2 separate regions of the Homo sapiens genome follow, and region 1 is linked to region 2. A link is a loop called in an ENCODE intact Hi-C map of the cell type or tissue named here. Cell type or tissue: mammary epithelial cell. All regions are shown on one strand. Links, peaks and the distances in the headings refer to the core of each region. The heading gives the core; the rest is flanking DNA.

The links. A loop is a pair of places that touch in the nucleus more often than their neighbours do. Peaks named below come from ENCODE experiments on the same cell type or tissue, not always from the same donor. Only the 100,000 strongest peaks of a DNase experiment are listed, where the experiment ranks them.
Region 1: a loop joins it to region 2, with 8 times the contacts of the local background. A loop is called at or near these places in 5 of 110 quality-filtered maps.

The regions. Positions count from the first base shown.
Region 1 is chr18:48,019,395-48,027,131 of GRCh38, reverse strand. It overlaps ZBTB7C (zinc finger and BTB domain containing 7C), which reads left to right. Exons shown (of 5, transcript NM_001318841.2): 5 at 1-460. Among named protein-coding and RNA genes, the nearest start is that of SMAD2, 93 kb to the right of the region's middle. In mammary epithelial cell, for the core only: CTCF peaks have their summits at 3,156 (motif pointing left) and 4,291 (motif pointing right); DNase peaks (open chromatin) are centred at 3,291, 3,651 and 4,291; H3K27ac peaks cover 1,406 bases.
Region 2 is chr18:47,211,277-47,219,013 of GRCh38, reverse strand. It overlaps SKOR2 (SKI family transcriptional corepressor 2), which reads left to right. Exons shown (of 9, transcript NM_001278063.4): 8 at 6,863-6,928. The coding sequence ends at 6,925. Among named protein-coding and RNA genes, the nearest start is that of SKOR2, 37 kb to the left of the region's middle. In mammary epithelial cell, for the core only: a CTCF peak has its summit at 3,284 (motif pointing left); no DNase peak of the experiment used is centred there.

The sequences.
Region 1 (7,737 bases), core at 1,226-5,225, 810 kb before region 2:
TTGCTTCAATTTTTTTTTTTTTTTGATGTTTCAATTTCCCTGTCTGTCTGTGGGAGAACTTTGGAATTTTTTCTATTTATAACTCTTTTTTTATGTGATTGCTCTACGTAAAATGACACTCAACAAAGTTTGCCTTAGTGATTCAAGGGACAATCTTCCATAACTTCGGTCGCACGCCACATCCCGCCGAGAAAAACTCTCAGCTAATTTTCTGGCCTATTTATTAAACAGTATTAATTGACTTGATTAAATTATATTGAGAGTTGCACTTCTGTGAGATGTGACTTCTGAAAGTTCACAGGACAGCAACAAGCCAGTCTTAAGGTTTTTAATTGTTGGGTGTCATAAACTTAAAATAATGTCAAAGACACCTTAACAAAGAAAAAAAAAAAAACCTTTGACCCTTATTTTATACTTTAAAGGACAGTGTTTTGAGTAAAAGTGAGCTATGCTTGCTTAATGACCTGGTGAGATTGATTCCCCCTTCCAATTGCCGTTTCAGTTATCTGGGGGTGTTGCATGGTAGGGAGGGCAGAACTCAATTCTCAGTAGTCTCTTACATTCCAGCTTTGTAAGGCATGGTTGGATCTTAAGCTTTGCAGCACCTGTGGGCCTGAGTGCGAGGTGTGCGTGTGTGTGCGTGTGTTCACAAACGTGTGCAGCTACACCCCAGGATGTGTGAGCAAGGGAAGTCCTGCCAGTTCCCCAGCCTGGCATCCGGAATGGGCTCCGGCTGGCCCTGCTGCTATCTGGGTCTCCTTCCTCTCACTTCCCGGTGCTGGCATCGGCCTCCTCCTTTCTTCACCTGAGCCTCTTTCCCAAAGAACATTAGATCCTAAAAGAACCTAAGGTAAAGGAATATACTTCTGTCATTGAATGGAGTCAGCTCTACTTACAACCCACAGCCCAGACTCTTGGTAACACTGTTCTTCGAATTGCATTTCTGGAAAACCAAGGGTCAACCCAGAGCCTCTTTTCTATTTTTGATTCCTTTCTTGCTGTAGTAGGCAACGTCTATGCAGCGTTTCTTGGTACAGAGAAAAGAACAGATCCGGGTTTCCAATTTAGACTCCTCCAAGCTGTGTGTCTTCAGTCTAATCACCCCTCCACTCTGGTCTTCCCTTCCCTCACCTCTAGTAATAAAGGAAATGGAGTAATCAGAGCTTCTCGAAGTTCTCCATCTAAACACCCCTCAGCAGAGGGGGCCAGCTGATTGGCAAATTGGGGGCAGAACACTAAAGAAATAGCCCAAAGTAACCTATCTGTAGTGTAAAACTCTGAAGTCTCCTGTTTTGGCTTTGAAATTCATGCTTCTGCATTCTATTACATAACATTTGTCTTAATATAAAAACATCGTTTTGATCGACTTGCCAGTTAAGTGACTTGCCTTTTCCCCAGAATCTTCTAGTGAAGTCGAACTGTTCCTTGGCCACCCTACAGCTTTGGGAGGCCCCAGCCCATGGCTGAGGGCTCAGGGGTAAGCATAGCCCAGTGCAAGAAATGCAAGGCCAGCTGCTCGTCAAGATTCTGCTCAGCTCGGCCATTCTAGGATCATGTGGTCCTCATTCTGGGGGTCAGTGTCCACTGAGTGACATAGGTGAAGATGGAGAAGGGGAAGGGAACTGGGCCCAGTGGGCCTTGACCCCTGGGTGCTCCTGATCTCCTGTGAGTAAAATCTCCTTCTAGCCCTGGCCAGGTGGGAATTCCATGGAGCCCGGCCATGTGTGACCTGCACCCTGGGACCCCAAGGTGCTAAGGGAGGTGGGGTCCTGACAGCAAAGGAGCCTCCAGTGGAGGGAAGAGGGAGTGAAGGAAGGAGGATGAGGCCTCCGAAGACAGGCCAAAGAAACCTGTGCAGCTTACCTGGAGAAGAAGTCTTAAGGAATACATGAACAGGCCTTGGGACTTCAACAGGTGTGTTGGGGAGGGGAAACTTTCACCAAAAATTTGGCCAACCCAAGCCAATAGGAGAGAGATTGCAGGAGGCAACTGGGTGCCCAAAAAAAGGAAGAGAACTTCCTAACATCTGGAGTTGCCCTAAAGAGGAACGAGGTCCCTCGTGAAGGAGTGAGCTCTCAGTCAGCACAAGAGTTCAACACTGCCTCTCAAGAATGTTGGAGACCTGGCGCAGTGGCTCAGGCCTGTAATCCCAGCACTTTGGGAGGTTGAGGAGGAAGGATTGGATTGCTTGAGGCCAGGAGTTTGAGGTTCCAGTGACCTGTGATCACACCACTGTACTCTAGTTGGGGTGACAGAGCGATATACCCTGTATCAACAAAAAAAAAGAATACTGGAGAAGAGAGTCTCTAGGGTTCCTTCCATCTAATTTGTGAAAAGGTGAATACATATCCACCATATGACCATGGAAGAAGAATCATGCCAGAAGGAGTTGGGTGACGAGTGAAAAAGAAGCACTGGGCAGGTTCACAAAACTCAGCGTGGTGGCCCAGGGCTGCTGACCCCATTCTCCCTAAACCAGTCACCTGCAGCAAGTTGGGGCCAGAGAAGGGGACTCCATAGAAAAGCCGTGGTTCTTATTTAGAGCCCCCAAACATGTGACAAGAGAACAGTAAAGACCCAATGGGAAATAAGACCCTCATCTCAGGCCTTTATCTGACCCAGAGTCTGCCCCTTCCTGAAGAACAGAGCCCTTTACAGACCCCACTCCTCCTTTCCTGGGGCCTGGACAGCTTTTCCTCCCTGAGGGAACTCTGAGCTTACTGCAGAACAGGCAACCAGCATGTAAAGGGCACTTCCGGAACAGGGCACAGCCGGGTGCCCTGTACGTGGCCCTTCCCCTCTGAGAATGGGTGAAGTTGGGACTTCATAAGGGCAGCAGGGTCAGTGCCCCAGCTAGAAGCATGAGCCAGCGGGTGTGGGGGGCCCTATGGAAGGGAAGTGCCAGGCAACACTCATGCCAAGGGACCTCCAAGGACCTGGGACATCCTGGGACAAATTCCAGAATGAGGAGGTTTGTATCCAGTGAATTTCCCTCCCCAACTCCCCTGTGTCCTCCTTTTCTCTGCTCCTAAGTCCTTCTTCCTAACACAACTACCCCTCTGGGTGTAGACACCCTTTCTCTCTGCCCTCCCCTCTGTCCAAACCTGCCCTGAAAGGAGTCATCAAATGTGAACGTGATTCAATGGCTCCCTCTCCTGGCCTTTGCCACCCTGCTCCTCATTCAAGGTGGAAAGAAAGGCCCCTCGGCAAAGCACTGTCAGATTGCCAGCAGCAGACAAGCCTGGTTTCTCTGGGCAGAGGAGCCTTGAAACTGCACCCTTGAACAGTTACTGGCCTCGCAGCTCCCGCCCATCCCTCCTTCATCCCACTTCCTGGCTCAGAAAGGGATGGGGAATGTGGGACCTTTCGCTCCTTTCAGGTTTGAAGGCTGAGGACTGAGTCAGACAGGAATTTCCATAAATTGATGGAAGGAGGATTCCCTGGGGAGATCCTGCTCCTTTTTCCTCCTTGGCACACCCTAGGCAGGGGCTGCTATGACCTTGAGTGGCAGTGCCCACGTGGCCTAAACCAAAACGTATGGGTCCAGAAAGGGCCTGACATATAAAAACAAAACATCTCAAATTTGCCCTGGAAAACCTGGAACCTGGCCACATTATCTGCAGCCAGACACACACACACTCACACACACACACTCAGTCACTGGACAAATGGTGCATAGGCTGATGTCATCTCTCCTTGTAACAATAGGAGACACGACAGTGCATGAGCAAGACCCGGCAAAGCCATTTTCCCCACAGGTCACCCTGCTGGAATATGTATAATGCACACTCACATTTTCATCCTTGCGCTCCCGTCTTTAACCATGAACGCTGACCCTGACAACAAAAACAAAAGAATAAACAAATAGGTTTCCAGAATAAGGAAGGAAGATAGCGTGAATTAGATCATTTTCCCATGTTCCTCTCACAATTAATAAATGAAGTACAAACCCTCTGAGTAACATAGGTGCCTTATGCCTTCTTGGAGACCCTTGCTTCCATGAGTCATCTGGTTTCAGCCCCAGGAGGCATGTATCAGCATCCCTATTCGTATCAGTCGGAGTTATTCGTCAAACACCAGAAGCCACTTCAGCTAGCTTAAGTAGAAAAGGCATTTACTATAGGAAATTAAGTCTCTTTCAGAATTTTCACAAAAGCCAGAAGAGAGTCAGGCCGGCAGAGCCACCAAGATCAGTTGTCCAGGTTGCATACTACACAACACCACTACATTTAGAGGCTGCCATTCACACCCTAGACAGATTGGTACATTTGTGTACTAAAGAATTTTCCAGCAGAGGGCAGTAAAGCATCTTGAAGGGGTGCCTAATCGTCTAATTTGCACAAAGTCGCCAAGTGGACTAGGGGTAGCACACGGCCTGGAAACAAGGAAGCCCAGAACCACCCAAGCCACACTGTGTCAGATCGTTGCAGCTCAGGCCCTGGGCATGGGGACTCTGTCTTGTGGCCCCCCTCTCCACCAGTGTCTCCTGGGAAAATGGGTGCCACACTCTGTACTCCCTCACACTGCTCTCCGCAGCGTGAAGTCTAATGCTGGCGCATCTGTTTGGAAGAGCCCAAGACCCATGCCCCCACCTGATCGCAGCTGCCTGGGAAAGCAAGCGCCTGGCTCCGCTGGCCTGAGAAGGAAAGATTCATGATGTCAATTCTCCAACAGAAGAAGAGTTTCATTAATGCTGGGGGGCCTCAAAACGTGATATGGCCATGCCGTATTCTGCAGATGAGAGGCCTGAAGCTCCAAGTGGCAAAATGGTGAGGATAAGGCCACCAGGCAAGCTCTAGCAGAGCCGGAACTGGAACCCAGAGCCACTAACCCCAGAGCCAGGACTGGAACCCAGAGCCACTAACCCCCGGACCACGGTGCCGCCCTGCCCTCTTTGAGGTGGAGGACCAGAATGAGGCCCACTGTTCCCACTAGGAACAGAAGTCTATTTAGACAAAGCACATTCCGGCGGTCTTCCTCCTGATACCTCAGCCCTTTACAGATATTGGTAAATACTCCTTCACGGTGTCACCCACCCCAAGTCAAGGGAACACTGCCTTCCTAACTGTAAGCGCTGGTCATCGTGGTTCATCAGCATGGGTGGTCTAGGTCCCCTCTCTCCCTCAGCAGCAAGTACAGCCATAGAGGCTTTCTCGTCACATTCGGAGCCCAGGATGCCTTTAATCCATACCTCCCTGCTGTTGCTGAGTAGTCAGCTCTGTGCTGAACCTCCCTCCCCAAAATGGGGTTCCTGAATTCAATCAGCACTGCAGAGTCGGGTGTGTCTTGTAATTAAAATTTTTTTTATTCTGCCATTTCAACATCCTTCCCATAGGAGCCACACTCGGAAATGCAAAAGTGCATTTTCATTTCCAAATGGCTGGGACTCCCAAGCAGGGGGGCCTTTGTGGGGGTAGCAAGGACATAGCAAAATGTGCCACTGTGGACATCCAGGGAACACAAGGGTTCACTACTTGACATCCTCCTCCAGACCGAGAGCTCCTGTCAGCTGGAAAGTATTTGGGAGGCTCCCACACTCCCAGTCTCAGTTCAGGTTTAGCCTTCCACCCTGGGGGGTGCTGGCAGACTGACCCAGTGCTTCTGTCAGGGTAAGAGTCCCAGTGTCACTCAGTGTTCTGGCTTAGCCTCTTCTTCACTCATAAAAAGGAGGTGACAACACCTACCTGGAAAGTCCCCGTGGGGTTTGGGTGGGACATGCGCAACACTGGCCCTTCCTGCCACTCAGTAGGTGCCTGAAAGTGTGGGTGTCTTTTCCTTTTTAACATCAATAACATTTAAAGTAATTATACCTATTGATCTTTCCTTCCCCTTTTCCTTTGCTTTTCTTGTGTTCTTAAAATGGAAAAAAGAAGAAAGGGAGGGAGGGGAGGAAAGAGAAGGGAGGGGAGGAAGGGAGTCAGGTTAGAAGGGAGTAGAGGAGGGAGAGGAGGAGAGGAGGAGGAGAAGGGGTAGAAGGGAGGAGAGGAAGGAGGGGAGTCAGGCTAGAAAGGAGGAGAGGAGGGAGGGGAGGAGGGGAGTTGGAGTAGAAGGGAGGAGAGGAGGGAGGGGAGTCAGGTTAGAAGGGAGGAGAGGAGGGAATGGAGGAAGGGAGTCAGGTTAGAAGGGAGAAGAGGAGCGAGGGGAGGATAGGAGTCGGGCCAGACAGGAGGAGAGGAGGCAGGAGAGGAGGGGAGTTGGGGTAGAAGGGAGGACAGGAGGAAGTGGGGAGGGGAGTTGAGATAGAAGGGAGGAGGGGAGTCAGGTTAGAAGGGAGGAGAGGAGGGAGGGTAGGAGGGGAGTCAGGTTAGAAGGGAGGAGCGGGGAGGAGCGGAGTCAGGTTAGAAGGGAGGAGAGGAGGGAGGGGAGGAGGGGAATCAGGTTAGAAGGGAGGAGACGAGGGGGAGGAGGGGAGTCGGGTTGAAGAGAGGAGAGGAGGGAGGGGAGGAGGGGAGTTGGGGTAGAAGGGAGGACAGGATGGAGGGGAGGAGGGAGCCTGCTTACAGTGCACCTGCAGGAGCCTCTACCCCAGATCCTGCTCCTGAGGGCAGACTGCTACTGGAGTCTTCAACCCGAAGCTGAGGCACAGACAAGGGTGGCTGTTTGCTGGGGATGTACAGGACGAAGCCAAGGGTGGAGAGGGAAGATGATGGCTGCAGGCTAAGGGCTGTAGACTGGTGCTGCCCCCTATCCCCAAGATGACTTTCTGGCCCAGAATTCAGAAGACCCTGAAGATTGGAACTAGAACCTGGCTTTCCAGGTCTTTCTGAAGGTCTGCTTGCCAAGGTAGGAGGATAGAACACAGTTTAATGAACAGCTTGTTAGCTTGGCTTGTATGTTTAAATATGTAGCCCTGTGATATGTGGACCTCTGGTATTCTTGCTCAGGCCCTGCAAGTGTTGGTGAAGGACTGACACTGGGAACCAGGACCCGGAGGTTCCGTAAGTTCTATTTAGGAAAGATGTGATGTGTGGAAGTCTGGATGGAGGAGGGGTGGGCTGGAGGCTGCATTTGCATTTTGACTTCATGTGATTAAAGGAGCTGACCTCTGTAGGCGGCCGGCAAGAAGTGTCCTCATCTTCCCACCACTTCCCTTCACCCCACTCTGCTGGTTCTCCCTTCTCCAACTCTCTACACTTCTAGAGGATTCCATACCTTTTCAGGTCACTCACATGCAGGTATAAGAAAAGCTTCACTTTCAGTTACTTAAATAGCTCGGCCCAGTCTAATATCAAAGCTTCCATCTCTCCCCCATCACCACATTCCCATTCTACACTCCTTTGTGCAGCTCAGGCCTGGAGCAGGCTCAGGCAGGTGCAGTGGGGACAGATGTGAGGTCTCTTTCCACTCTGCACCACGTCCTTGTACACACAGGCTGCTCTGGGGACCAGCAGAGAGGAGGGATTCAGGAGAAGGACAAGGTCACACCTGCAGGTGGACAGGGCCATCTGAGAGGCAGGTGTCCAAACACTGGTTTGTTCCCTCCCCAGTGGGACCCCAACCCCTACACTGTCCCCTCAGGCTGATTTCCTACAACACCTGTGGAATCCCCATAAACCAACCTGGGTCCTGATGTCAATTACATGGGGGAGGATGGTCAAGCCCCTCCCTGTGACACTGGGAGCTGCACTAAACATCCTCTTGCCTGAAGGTGGGTCTCATCAATTGTATAACTAGTCCTGGGCCCCAACATTGGTCCCTCCTTGAATGGGGACCTATGACAGAAGAGACACTTGTGCC
Region 2 (7,737 bases), core at 1,189-5,188:
AGATAGTTATTAATGTTTCCATTCATTGGAGAAATCATGCCAGTGTTAGTGGAGATTCCTAAGGGTCATTTTTGCAGCAATTGGTTTTCCTTGATCTCAAGTGATCGTTAACAACTCTCAGTTCTGAAAACCACTACATAAGATGCTGCTTAAACAAGATTTTCTTCTCATGTTGGTTTTGTTTGCACCTGAATTCACTTGGGAGCAGAGGATTTTCATAATTGATTTAATAACAAATTCCCATTCTTAGCTTTTGATTCCTTGATAATAAGAGCTATAATTACTGCTGTGAATGTATTTATTGTATTCTCTGTTTAAAGGAAAAATTTAAATAAAAGATTCGATGTAGGGGAATATAAAATTTTAACACCTTCCTTATTTTACAAAGGACATCATTTTCAGATTTTTTTTTTTTTTTTTTTTTGAGACAGGGTCTCACTCTGCTGCACAGGCTGGAGTGCAGTGGTACAATCATAGCTCACTGCAGCCTCCAACTCCTGGGCTCAAGCAATCCTCCCACCTCAGCCTCCCAAATAGCTGGAACTGCAGGTGTGCACCACCACACCCGATTAATTTTTTAATTTTTTGTTGAGACAGGGTCTTTCTGTGTTGCCCAGGGTGGTCTTAAACTTCTGGCCTCCAGCAATCCTCCCACCTGGGCCTCCTAAAGTGCTGGGATTACAGGCATGAACCACTGCACCCAGCCCATTTTCATACTCTTAAAACAAAAGAAAATAATTGCCACACTTGCAACAAAAAAATTGTGATTTCAGGGGGTGGTGGTGAGTATAGCAAAATGGGCATTAGGAAAGGAAACAGTATTTCTTTTAGTGCCCTTATTTAAGGCCAGTTATGTGACCTTAATGTCTTAATTTTCTTTGGCATTTGGTTTCTTTAGTAAAAGAGGAAATTATATTGTCTCCATGTACTAAGCAGATAGGATTGATAGAACAAAAAAATATCTCATGTCTTTTGAGATATTTGGTACATGGAAGATTAAAACTGGTATTACCAAATCATTTTATTATGCTGTCTTATAAAATATTTTACAACATGTATTCATCTATCTAGACAAATGTTGTTAATTCACATTCCTATAGATAGTAAACTATTCCTGGTAGCAAATTAAATAATTTGGGAAAAGCTTGAATTTCCCACCCCCACCCTCCTGCCCTTGTAGGTATCATATAATTCCTGAAATACACAAAGCTGCTTCCAGGGTAACAACATGAAAATTGGTGAAATCGACATGATTTGTCCCTCCTGCTTCTTCCCCTTTTTGTGTGTCCCCTACCATTAGATGCCCAAGGTTTTCCTGCTGACTCCAGTACCTATCACAGTGTGCAGCATCAAACAGCTGTTCATAAACATTTGTTGAATGAATCACCACCCATGATGATCCTGACCCAGCTCTGATACTCTCATATAGCAGTCCTCTTAATTCTTTTCCAAATTTCCCTGGCTTGGTCCTGGTTTCCTCAAATGTTATTTTACACTAAGCAAATACTACTACCACAACTCCTAAAGGAAGGAATACTAGCAAATTTTGGGGAGCTTCTGTATTACTGCTCTGTCTGCACCTAACAGAGATGAGCTTTAACATCTGTAACTTGGGATTGAGACCCATCCCATATAGTTCATTAAGTGTCAGTTCCTCAACCAAAATGAACGGCTATAAGGTTTAACCTAGGGCCTTGGTAGGAATATTATAAGGTGCAAGTGAGTAATAAACATGAAATGTACATACAAGCCATAATATGCTATGCCAATGTGAGTAATCAATTTAATGGTGTGGCCCTTCTCAAAGTAGTACCTACAATAGTGGAACTATTACAGGTGTAAGCCACCATGCCCATCCGGCTAGATATATTTTTGTGCAGGAAGGACCTATGTTTACATGGTACTATCTGCTTTAGAATTGAGGCTGCAGATTCAGTGTTACTTGAACAGAAATGTGTCTAATTCCTTATTCAGCCTGATGTATCTGTCAAAGTACCTGGGGGAAAATGTCTTTAGAAAATTCTATCTAAAGATTATCAAGAAATTGTAAAATATCACAATTACTGGCTTTCTGAATATTTTAGTTGGATGATCTTATTCATCAGTCAATATGGTTGCATGCTTTGCTTCCTGAAAACAGAACAGTTCACTCAAATTATTTTATATTTAAAGTTTACAGAGCATATATTACAAAACAGGCTTTTTTTTTCTTGAGATGACATAAAAGCCCACTCTATCTTGCAGTCAAGGAGAATTCAAATATATTAAAACCATCATATTTTGTAATGATTCCCAAAGACCCACAATGCATTTATCCTATGTTGTTAAAAAGTGTTTCTATTCAAAAAACTTATATTGAAAGCGTCTTGGGTATCATTGCCATAGAAAGAAAACTTATGAATTTCTTTGGCTCCTGCATTTTTAGATTCTCTGTTGACTGTCATTTCTGCACCATTGCTTCTTTTTCCCGTGTTAAATGTAAAGTTGTGATGACTACAGAGTCAAATGATTGACTCTCTTTGTGTCTTTATAAATGAATGTGTACTTATCTCAATGTGAGATTTAAAACAGTGAGGAATTAGTTAACATTTATACATGGTATAAGCTACCTTTTTAAAAAATAGCTCAAAATTTGGGTATTTTAGTATTTAACGTGGTTTGTGTTAAAGTCCCCCACCCCTGCCCTGGGTTTTTAAGTGCTTATAGCATTTGTATTACTAAGCCACATTTAGTTATGCAAAACAAAGAAATATTTTTCTATCCCTATGAACCAATACAAAAGTTTTTTAATTTAGCATGTTTATAAAAATGTAAATGTTTAGTGTAATAAAGGGTAAAGGATTTCTCATTCACAAATGAATTATGATTCTAGGACAAGTTTATTCAATTTTAAAAGCAAAACTTAACAGTCCTTAGGCTGAAGAAGCTGACTGAAGATTTTTATTCAGTGAATAGCTTTTTGATTAAAGTTTTTCCAAGGACTGGAATATAAAAACTTACAACATGAGCTGAGACTGTGATGATGCCTTGATAACCTTTTTTTATTATGAATTTGGCAATAATTTTATAAGCAAGTGCATCTGTGTATAAGCTACTACTGTAGATTTGTTGAAGACATGCTTTTTTATTTTTTAGTCATAGTTCTTGGAGAACGTTGTGATGCTGCAACACAGAGCACATGATAAATGGCTAGACCCAGATTCACATCCTTTGAACTTGTCAGATCACTACCACAAGGCGTGTTGATGGGGAAAATGTGCTAGTCTTTAAGTGCCCTCTGCTGTTTTTCCAGAATTCTGCAGTCACACGCAGCTAGGGGGAATTGGTCTCAAAGTTCTTCATTAAAAGCCTCAATTAAAATAATGTTCAATCAATAGATTAAGGACTAATGTTTTGTTCACGGTGGACTTGTAAAACAGCAGTTTACAACTTCCTGATGATGGGAGTGCAGTGCATCGTCACAGGGAAAGGAGTGAGAGGTCGTTATCTTTGCTGGAGGAGTGCTTGTTCTTTGGCAAGGACACAGCTCTTCAGTAAGATGGTCTTTTCTTGGAGGTTCTCCAATATTCATTAGGATGGGAACTTGCCCAGATTTCTACTGTATAACCTACAGAGTTTGTAAAAATATGTCTTACATCTTTTTTTTAAAAAAAGGTAGATAGGACCATTACTATTTTGCATTATATTTTTAGAAGAAGATCCCTGGGCCACTAGAAGATTTTGGTTCTGTGTCTAAATATGCATCAAAAGGAGATCCCTGCAAGTCAGAAGACTTAATGCAAGCCTGAACTTCTGTGGAGGCTGCCTTAAAATTCTCTAGCAGTAGACAGACTTTGGCTACTGTGTGTCCATTTCCAATTATTGATCTACTGTTGTGCACCTTGACAGTGCAATCAGTTGTTCCTTAGTTATGTAGCATTTTTCTTCTCATCTTTCTCTTTTTGAGATGTTGACTGACCTGAATGTGTGAGCTCAGGTTAACTCTTTTGGCACAAACTAGGAAGTCACTTTTTTTTTTTAAACTCCAGTACTTTTGATCTACTATAACCAAGTAGGTAATTTAGAAGTTACATAATACTTTGAATTTTTTTTCTCCATGCCAATCTCGGTAATTTCTAAGCTGGTCAAGATGAAAAGAAAGCTTTTGTAAGTCCTATTGTAGGAGATTTGCATGGAATAACTAACTAGTTTAAATTGAGCCTCTAAAATCCTGAGCTTCCAAGTTGGGGAGAATTTGCTGAAGTGTCTGCAAGTCCAATGTTGCATTTTATGGAATCTGAAGCACCATCAATTGTAAGAGGCACCACTATTTGATGAATCATAAAGTAAAAGGTTTCAACTGTAATTCTAATACATCTGATTTCAGAAATGTTAAAATGTGAGGGGATAAAGTGCATCCTGGAATCAGTGAAATAATGTTGTTTCCAGGAACAACTGGCCATGCTACTATAATCTTTATTTACCATTCATGATTTAGGACTTAGAATGGAAAAATACATGATTCTCAGCTCATTACTTTTTGCTTTTTATCTTTGTTGTTTTTTGGCTTTTATTTCATTTTGTTTTAATGAAATAAATGAAAAAATCAACATTCTAGTAGGGATAATTCTTCACCCCAGTTTAAATTCCAATCTGGACCCTTGGGACTCAAATATGCTTATTTGGAAATGTCCTTTTTTTCTTGAGTCCTTTTTTTGCTTTTCTTTTCCTTCTCAACTTTCTACCTTAATGAAATGCTGTGTTATTGCTTCTGAAAAAAAGAAAGAGGAAGCCATTTTGACTTAGCTCTGAAAGTAGAATCCTTCAGGCGGGTTTCTTTGGATTAGGTTGAGCAGTTTACTCCTCTAATGAGATGGCCCATGGTGATTTAACTTATCTCTCCTGGTGGCTGCCATAGAACAGACACTGGCTAAACCTTTGTGGTGTCTAATGTTGATGTTGAGGGCTCTTCTTAAATGTGAGAGTGGCACAAACCATTTTATTGGAACTCCTTGTGCCCAAAAGTTTACATTGTTTGTTATCCTAAATAATGGAATTCCATTCCAGGCTCTGTCATGTCATGCATCTAGAGAAGTGATCCATATGCTTTGGCACATTGCAGCATATACCATAATGGAAAACCAATATTCAAAGGGGTCTGTGTTAATAGCAGCTATAGCATAACCTAGAGTGAAAAGAAGAGGTAACTGGAGTAGGTCCCTGTGTAACTGTCCTTGTCATAGTTATCTAGCTGATCTCAGCCTGCATCCTAAAATACGAGATTAGGACACTGAACTTTTAATGTTACTATATGAATCATTAATTTCAGTGATGCTATCTATGCCCTTTATCAGATATATGCCTATCTGACATGTTTATGTTGTGGTTATATATCAAAATAGCGAGATGATTATTTTATTATTGTCCTTTTTTTTCCTGTTAAAAAGACTGTTTGATTCAGCTGACTAATTATTACAGTAAAATGGTCCAACTCTTTTTAGCCACTAGCATCATTGTAGATTTATAACTCTTTCTCATTAATAATAAAGGTTCACATGTGTGGACTGTGGATCATGAGAGGAAAACATACAGTATACTGGTAATGTGGGAAATATTATATATATATAATATTTATATGATATATATAAATATATATATAAATAAATATATATATATCATTGCCTAATTGAATGAAAGTGATTTTATTTCCCTCACTGCTTTTACTTAACAGCCATATTTCACATTACATTCTAGAAGGGTGAATATTCATTCTTTACATGTAGAATAAAGTCTTTAGAGCCCTGAGTTTAGCCTTGTAATGATGAAGGTCGGTAACATAAGGATAGAGCACCTTAACGGGGGTTAGTGGAGAGGCAAATCTAAATAATACCTTGAGTCCAATTTCAACCATTGGAATTTTATAATGAAAAGTAGCATACCAACTGTGATCAGCTTTTATTCAAAACCCCAGTATTCGAAAGTACTTTTCAAGTTTATCAAGGTAGAATTCTCAAGGTCATATTTTCCATTCAGTGCAGTTATTTCTGATGCTTCTTTGTGTGTGTAAGAGAGAGAAGGGGTCTTGCTCTGTCACCCAGGCTGGAGTGCAGTGGTGCAATCATGGCTCACTGCCGCCTTGACCTTCTGGGCTCAAGCGTTCTTCCCACCTCAGCCTCCCAAGTAGCAGGTGTGTGCCACCACACTTGGCTAATTTTTTAATTTTTTATAGAGACAGAGCCTTCCTATGTTGCCCAAGCTGGTCTTGAACTCCTGGGCTCAAGTGATCCTCCCACCTCAGCCTCCCAAAGTGCTGAGATTACAGGTGTGAGCCACCGCACCCAGCCTCTGATGCATCTTATCAATTATTGGGAATCTAATCAGAGTAATAGTTTGGGTTTAGTTAGTCTTATTTGTGATTTATAAGGATAGCATATGTTATAAAGAAATTACGTCTGTTATAAAGAAATCATTCTAATAAACTAAACAATTACATTAAACTAGTTTGTAAGCATGTTCTTGTTTTATGACCTTGAACATACATTAGAACATCGTAACTCAGTTTTTGTACCTAAATAAATATGATACCATATTATTAAATGCAAATTTTTAAAAACTTTAAAAAGTGAAACATCACATGTTAACCTCAAGGACTAGCTGTAGCAGCAATCCAGTGTGATCACCTGTTCTGTCCTCACTGTACTTGTTAACAGGCCTTAAGGATGCTATACCCCAGAAACCTCATACCGCTGAGCAGATGGAGACCTCTTTTTTTCAGGGAGGATCTATTGGCATTCAAATTGTTAGGCATGATGAAGGGTCTCCATTACATATCTGTCTCCAAATCTAGCTTACCTGGATGGTGTTGCTTGTTTTTGTCTTACAGATCCCCTATGCAGCAAGTTTGATCAGGAAAGAAAAGCTTGGCGCCCATCTCAGCAAAAGCTAAAAGGTAAGATCACCAGAGGAAAGAGATTTTCTTAACTCTCTGTATTGTTGTGTGCTTGAACATATTCTTTATTGATGTGTTTGAAATAGCCCAAGGGATTGGTAAAGTTGCATCCTGTGTTTGAGTCAATATACCAATAAACTTCATTATGTCTGGGGATGGGACTTCCTAAATGAATGACCAAGTACTTCTTATAAATTCCATGGAAAATTCCTATAACTAAAAATTCTGTATTCAGTCTGCAAAAGTGATCTTCTTTCCGTTTTAAGATTTTCTGCTCTTTATGGTTCTGACACCCCAGTTACTGCCCCAAGGAAACCAAAGTGTCAGCAGTCATCCTCAGGGTGTCTCATCTCTGTCTCTCCTTCGCTTCCAAAAAGCCTGCCTGAAATCTGACTTTCAGAGAGTTACTGCAGGTGGTAATATGAACAACTGGGGACAATACAGACCTTTGAGACCTTCTGCTCTAGGAATAGTAACTAATCTTTTCCCTAAACCAATAATAGTTTCTCTACAGCTGAAGCCAGATTCAAGGTCATATCAGTTTAAAAGAAAATTGAAAAGACAATTATTTTGGACTCTTAAGGAAAAGCAGACAGTGAAAATTCAATGGCTATATTCAGAACATACCGAAGTATTTGAAAAGAAACTTTTTCAGCCCATGGAAGAAGACACATGTAATTATTAGAATTGTGGGAATGCAAAAACTAGGACATTGTTTCTGTAACAATATATTGGGATGACCTAACAACTAGGATTGCTAAATCAGGGGAAAAAACCACAGACGCAAAAGGTAGCATTTGTTAGTGCTC